2 separate regions of the Mus musculus genome follow, and region 2 is linked to region 1. The links are chromatin loops, found by intact Hi-C in ENCODE. Cell type or tissue: heart. All regions are shown on one strand. Links, peaks and the distances in the headings refer to the core of each region. The heading gives the core; the rest is flanking DNA.

What was found. Peaks named below come from ENCODE experiments on the same cell type or tissue, not always from the same donor. Only the 100,000 strongest peaks of a DNase experiment are listed, where the experiment ranks them.
Region 2: a loop joins it to region 1, with 7 times the contacts of the local background. A loop is called at or near these places in 26 of 42 quality-filtered maps.

Annotation. Positions count from the first base shown.
Region 1 is chr7:75,921,130-75,924,049 of GRCm38, forward strand. No RefSeq gene overlaps it. Among named protein-coding and RNA genes, the nearest start is that of Klhl25, 74 kb to the left of the region's middle. In heart, for the core only: no CTCF peak of the experiment used is centred there; no DNase peak of the experiment used is centred there.
Region 2 is chr7:76,936,245-76,939,164 of GRCm38, forward strand. The region is part of intron 22 of Agbl1 (ATP/GTP binding protein-like 1); the gene reads left to right. Among named protein-coding and RNA genes, the nearest start is that of Gm30774, 570 kb to the left of the region's middle. In heart, for the core only: no CTCF peak of the experiment used is centred there; no DNase peak of the experiment used is centred there.

The DNA.
Region 1 (2,920 bases), core at 312-2,811:
TTCTTCTTCTTCTTCTTCTTCTTCTTTTTTTAAATTTATTCTTCTCTCATATATTACACCCTAACTGCAGTTTTCATTCCCTCCTCTCTTCCCAGCCCCCTTCACCATTCCTCTCCCCCAGATCCACTCCTCTTTCCCTTTAGAAAAGGGCAGGCCTCCCAGAGATATCAACCAAACAAGTTGCAGTAAGCCTAGACACCTCCCCTCATAGCAAGGCTCGATGAGGCAACCCAGTAAGAGGAAAAGGGTCTCAAGAGCCAGGTCTGAGTCTTAGGGGGGAAAAATCTCTCCAAGGATGTACACCCAAGGCCTAGGTGGGGCAGGGGCCAGGCAAGTGTCTTCAGCTATTTAAATGTGCTTGATGCCCTCTCTTTAAAACTTAGAGAAAGTTGTAAGGCATTGGACATTGGTGTATGGAAATTTGCACGTGTAGTATTACCTCTAATTAGTGACTGCTGATGGAAGGAGGGAGTAGAGCTTGGGTGTGGGTGGGGAACTCACATGCACCCATGCCTGGGGGGATGTGACTGACTGGTGACCTCAGGTCGAAGATGAAGATGGAGCTCCGACATGTGGTATGGGTAGTCCATCTGCACCTGAGGCTCCTCGGGGTATAAGGTGGAGCTTGCATGTCAAGAACAGGAAAGGGCTGATGCTCAGAGGACTGACATGTAGGGCTGGGAGCCAGCTCTTTAAGGAGCCACACATCAGACACTAAAGAACATTCTAAGGTGTCTGAGTATTAGAATGCTAAATATGCCCTTCTAGGCCAAGGTAAAGGTTGCTTGTCAAGGTAAGAGAATATGATTTAATGATTTATTGGTTTGATAGCTAAAGTTTTAGAAATCTCAAGTTGAGAAAGAATAGTTTTACTTTATGTGAGTGTTTTGCCCGTGTCCATGTATGTGTACCACATACATGCCTGGTGTCTGTGGAGGCCAGAAAGAGGATGCCAGGCCCCCAGACCTGGAATTGCGGACATTTGTGAGCTGCCTCGAGGGTGCTGGGGACCAAATCTAGATCCAGTGTAAGAGCAGCCAATGCTCTTAACCGCTGAGCTACTAGTCTCCAGCCCCTGGTTTCTAACTTTTAAGTAGGCAGTGGGAATGGTAGTTATTCTGTTAGAATTCTCATTCCAGGTACCGCATACTAGGGATGGGCTTAGGTAAAATCAATACACATGTGTTTCCTAGTTTGGGCTGCTATACTAGATACATACCGAGTGATTTCAACACCAGCTATACTAGGTACAGACTGAGTGACTTCAACACCAGCCATTTATTTCTCACAGTTCTCAAATCTGGAAGACCAAGGTGTCAGCAGATGGAGAGTCTCCTGAGGACCTTCTCCCCGATCTCCAGATGGCATCTTGTGACTGGGTCCTCACTTGAGAAGAGAAGAGAGAGGAAAAGCAAGGTCTCTCACACCTGACCTTACAAGGGTACTGATGCTATTCATGAGAGCAGGGCCATCACTACCTCTGGTTCCACTGGGGACCAGGACTTGTGGGGACAAACACACAGAAAGAAACCCGGAAAGAGGCCAACAGCATGACACTGTGACCTGGAGGTTGCCATATAGATCAAAATGAAGATGAAGAATTGTGTGGGTGGTAGTGACTTCTAGGATGAGTTCTGGAAGCTCCTGGGAGGAAAACCTATGGAGGACCCTTGGCGACAGACCCCGAGATTCCTGCTGACTGACCAGGCTTCAAAAACCCATGCTGTTAGCTAAATGTTTCTTTCCAACATCAATCTCCAAACTCCTTCTCTTGGAGAATGATAACGGTCACAAGATTTTTAAGTTCTGAGAATTCCATTCAATGTCTTTTGGTTGTACTTATCCCTATTCCTCCTCTTAAGTCCGCCCAGATCCACCCTCACCTCTCCAGCTCCTCCATCCCACCCACTCCTGTCTGCTTTTAGATCACTGAGTCCAATTTGTGTCGTCTGTACACTCGCTGGTGTGGGGCCATCCCAGAGAACATGGTTGACCTATCATGGGCCACACCTGTGAAGAAAATTGACTCTCCCTCCCCTAGAGGCCACCACTTATCAATAGCTCATCAGCTAGGGGTGTGGGCTTATGAGTCCCGCCCCTCTTTAGGCTGGAATGTTGATTGGCTTGGTCTTGTGCCAGCTGCTGTGAGTTCATGCTTTGTTCCAATGACACTATTTTGCTCTGGTCCTCCTTGAAAGATTATAAAAACCTCTGGCTTTTATAATCTTTTCACTCCTTCTTTTGTAATGGTCCCCATGTATGTGTACTATAGATGCCCTATCTGTAGCTGACCATCTCTGTACTTTGGTCAGTTGGCACTCAGAAGATAAGCCATAGCCTTCAGTTTGGCTGCTAGCTCTCAGTTTTCCTTTGTTAGGAAATTGTTTCCATTGTTAGGAAATACAGATAGGGGTTGTGTGGCAGGGGTAGAGAGAATGAACGGTCTCTCAACAGGAACCACATTTTTAAAGAATGAGACAATTTCCCGAGGTTCATTTCTAGTAGAGATTGAATTCAGAACCACCTTTCAGTTAATTCTAACAGGGACTCCACAATATAGTAAATCAGAACAGAGTAGAATTCAGAAGGGCTGTTTCATTTTGGCTTGAAGAGATCTTTACTCTGAGGAGGTAGATCTGCCAAGGCTCTCATAAGTAACACAAGCATCGGAAGAAAGCTGCCCTGGGTAGGTTTGGAAGGGAACCTCACCTCCCAGGCAGCTAAGATGCAATGGGTCTGATTGTGGACTTGCAATGAAACCTGTGAAATGACAGCCAGGCAGAACTCCAGGGACAGATCAAAACCGGAAATGTACACAGGATGTTGGTAATGGATGGTTTTTGCCACCAGGCACAACACTCCTAGCAAGTTCAAAGTTTTACAGAAGTTCGAATAGTTCAGACACTTGATGCCATAGCCA
Region 2 (2,920 bases), core at 317-2,816, 1.0 Mb after region 1:
AGAAGTTAAGGCAGAACATAAAGTAGCTGATCACAACCACAGTCAAGAGAATGAACCCATGCGTGCTCTCTCATGCTCAGTGCTCTACCTATACTTATATGTTCTGGTATTCCCAGCCCACTGGGCTGGATGCTTCCATATCAATTAAGACAATCTCACACACGTATGCTCACTGGCTAACTTGATCTAGACAATCCCTCACTGAGACTCTCTCCCTCAGAGATTCTAGTCTCTGTCAAGTTGAAAACTAAAACTTACCATCATAAGAAACACATTTAATTTGATACCATCATATAGAATGTTTAGCCATTTCGGGTGGAATGAAAATACTCTGGAGGCAAAAGTCATAACTTATAACACTCATCCTTGTATCTTCATGATTACAATATTTCTTAAGAGACTTGTTTTCCTGTGGTGCATCGGACACTGGGTGTACAAGTCACTGTCTTTGTGGCCCAAGCTATGTCTTCAAAGAGCTAATATGGATATTACACATAGAGTGCCATGAAGCCATATAATGAATGGTGTTGGATAGGAGACAAGGAACACTTGCAGAAAGGGGCAAAGGAGCAGGAAGATGATGGAACCAGTAGTGAAAACTTTCATAGCAGAAGTAATGCTTGAGTTGGGCCTAAGTTGGTGAACAGGATTTTATAGATCAAAGGGAAAGTCAATGGAATTATGCTTAGGTAATGGGAAAATCATATTGTCATAAGAACCCAATAAGAGCATAAGAACGGTGACCAATTTCCCATGATTTAAACACATTGATTCTAGTTATCATATTTTCAAAAAAGCTGTTACTTTTTTTTTGCTATTGTTTTAATCCACCTTTTTTCAACCAAGAAATCTGAGCTTGGGAGGCTAAAGTGTTCATAAATGTGCTCATAAAGATAGGTGTGGGGTTCAAAGACCAGGGTCTTTCCTATACAACCACTCTGTCCTAAAAGAACACAACATGGAGAAGCAGAGCTCTAGTGGGCATACTAAATCCAAGAAAAAGAGCATTGGAAAAATAAGAATTCTATGTGGTTTGGAATGGTCTGCAGCCCTGCCCATTTTACAATTCTACATAGCATATAATTGGCTCCTTCATTTAACTACATGGGACATTGTGGTTTTCCTGATATACACACTACTCTCCAGGATGTGCTGGTGACAATAAAATACATCTCATATATTAGAAAATGGATTTCTAGCCAGGCATGGTGGCACATGCCTTTAATCCCAGCACTTGGGAGGCAGAGGCAGGTAGATTTCGGAGTTCATAAAGTCAGCCTGTTTTACAGAGTGAGTTCCAGGACATCCAGGGCTACACAGAGAAACCCTGTCTCGAAAAAACAAAAACAAACAAACAAAAGAAAAAGAAAAAGAAATGGATTTCTGATTCAAATAAATTTGTAAAGCCTGATTTACTTAAGAAAAATAGATTGTTAGTGAAAGTCTTCTGCAGAGTTGCCTTCTGATGTTCTTACAAGTAAAAGCTATGTATGGACAGGTCATATGGTTAAGATTCCACTTTTCATGTTCAATTCTTTTTGCAGGAATTGATGAGGACGAATATTTTTATGAGAACTCAGAAATGTTGATTCACCGATATGAAGCTCATAATTTATAGTCTTCAAAAATCTGAACTGAGCTCTCAGTTCTATCACAAACTTATTGGACCACATTCCATCTGCTAATCACCTTTAGCATAAATGACTGAGGTCAGCTTCATTTCTTGACACTTAGGAAGTATCAAGAAATGGCAGCCACCACCATTATTATTCTTATCTTTATCACTTCCAAAATAGACTCTTGGGATTTGAGTAGATGGAGAGACTATTTCTATTTCTCAAACTCTTTATTCATCCAGTGGGCCAGCAGGGAGGACTGGGCCTCTCAAGGTTTATGACAATACTGAGTCTATGAACAACCTCCAGTAGGGTGGCTCATGAATAATTGAGTACATATATGAAGGGAAAGCTTTACGGTTTTCTGATAGTGTGTACGTCTGCAGCTGGCTAGCTCTGATAACACTCTTAAATAACCTCTTTCACCTTTAAAGCCTGAAATACCTGTTCCATGTTTACTGTTTCAGGAGTTCTCTGGCTATAAAAATAGCCTAGCTTTAAAGGGGCAATACAGTCTTTTATAAAGGAATGAAAAGTACTCAGCTTAGAGCCTCAATTGTTTAGACAAAAGTGGCCAGCCAATGTGGTGGGTCCATTCACTAGGGCTCACTGTGCACTCTATTAATGAATAGCTGCATCTTTTTTCTGTCTTTCATTATAAAGTCTAAAATACAGCATCCACAGTATGGCTCATCCACATTGTGACTACCTGTCAGATGTAAGAGCTCATGCTGGATGCTATTACTAGGCTGGCCATGAACTCTTCTCAGCTTCCAAACATGTAGTGACGAGAGGATCCTGTGTTTATTCATATGAATTTTTCATCCCAAAGTTTCTATGACTCTTGGCATAAGATTGTTAGTATCTAAATCTTACCTGATAGGTTAGATGTCTGGTGGAAAGAATACTATTAAGAGATCGTCCACCAGTAGACTAGATGCCAGTTGATGTAAAAATTTATGGCTGTCTCACTGGGGACATAAGGCTGAGTAGAAGACAGCTGGCTGGTACGGAGTTGATTGGTAATTAAGGCACATGAATTAAATGGAGTAAAGAGAGTGGCTGCCTCCGTTCAGAAATGGTTGGAGAGTCTGAGTGGATAAAGACAATAGAAGTGCTTTAAGTAGGATTCTTTTGCCCTATAAGGAGGAAAAAGTGAACTTAAGTTATCTTCAATGCCATCCCAGGCTTTGTTAAATGTTGATTTCCAGATTAGAAATTAAACCCAAAAGTATTTAGCCAAGTAGACATTAAGAACTGGAAAATGTCGGATTTCTGAAGCAGTGACACCTGGTTCTCATGGA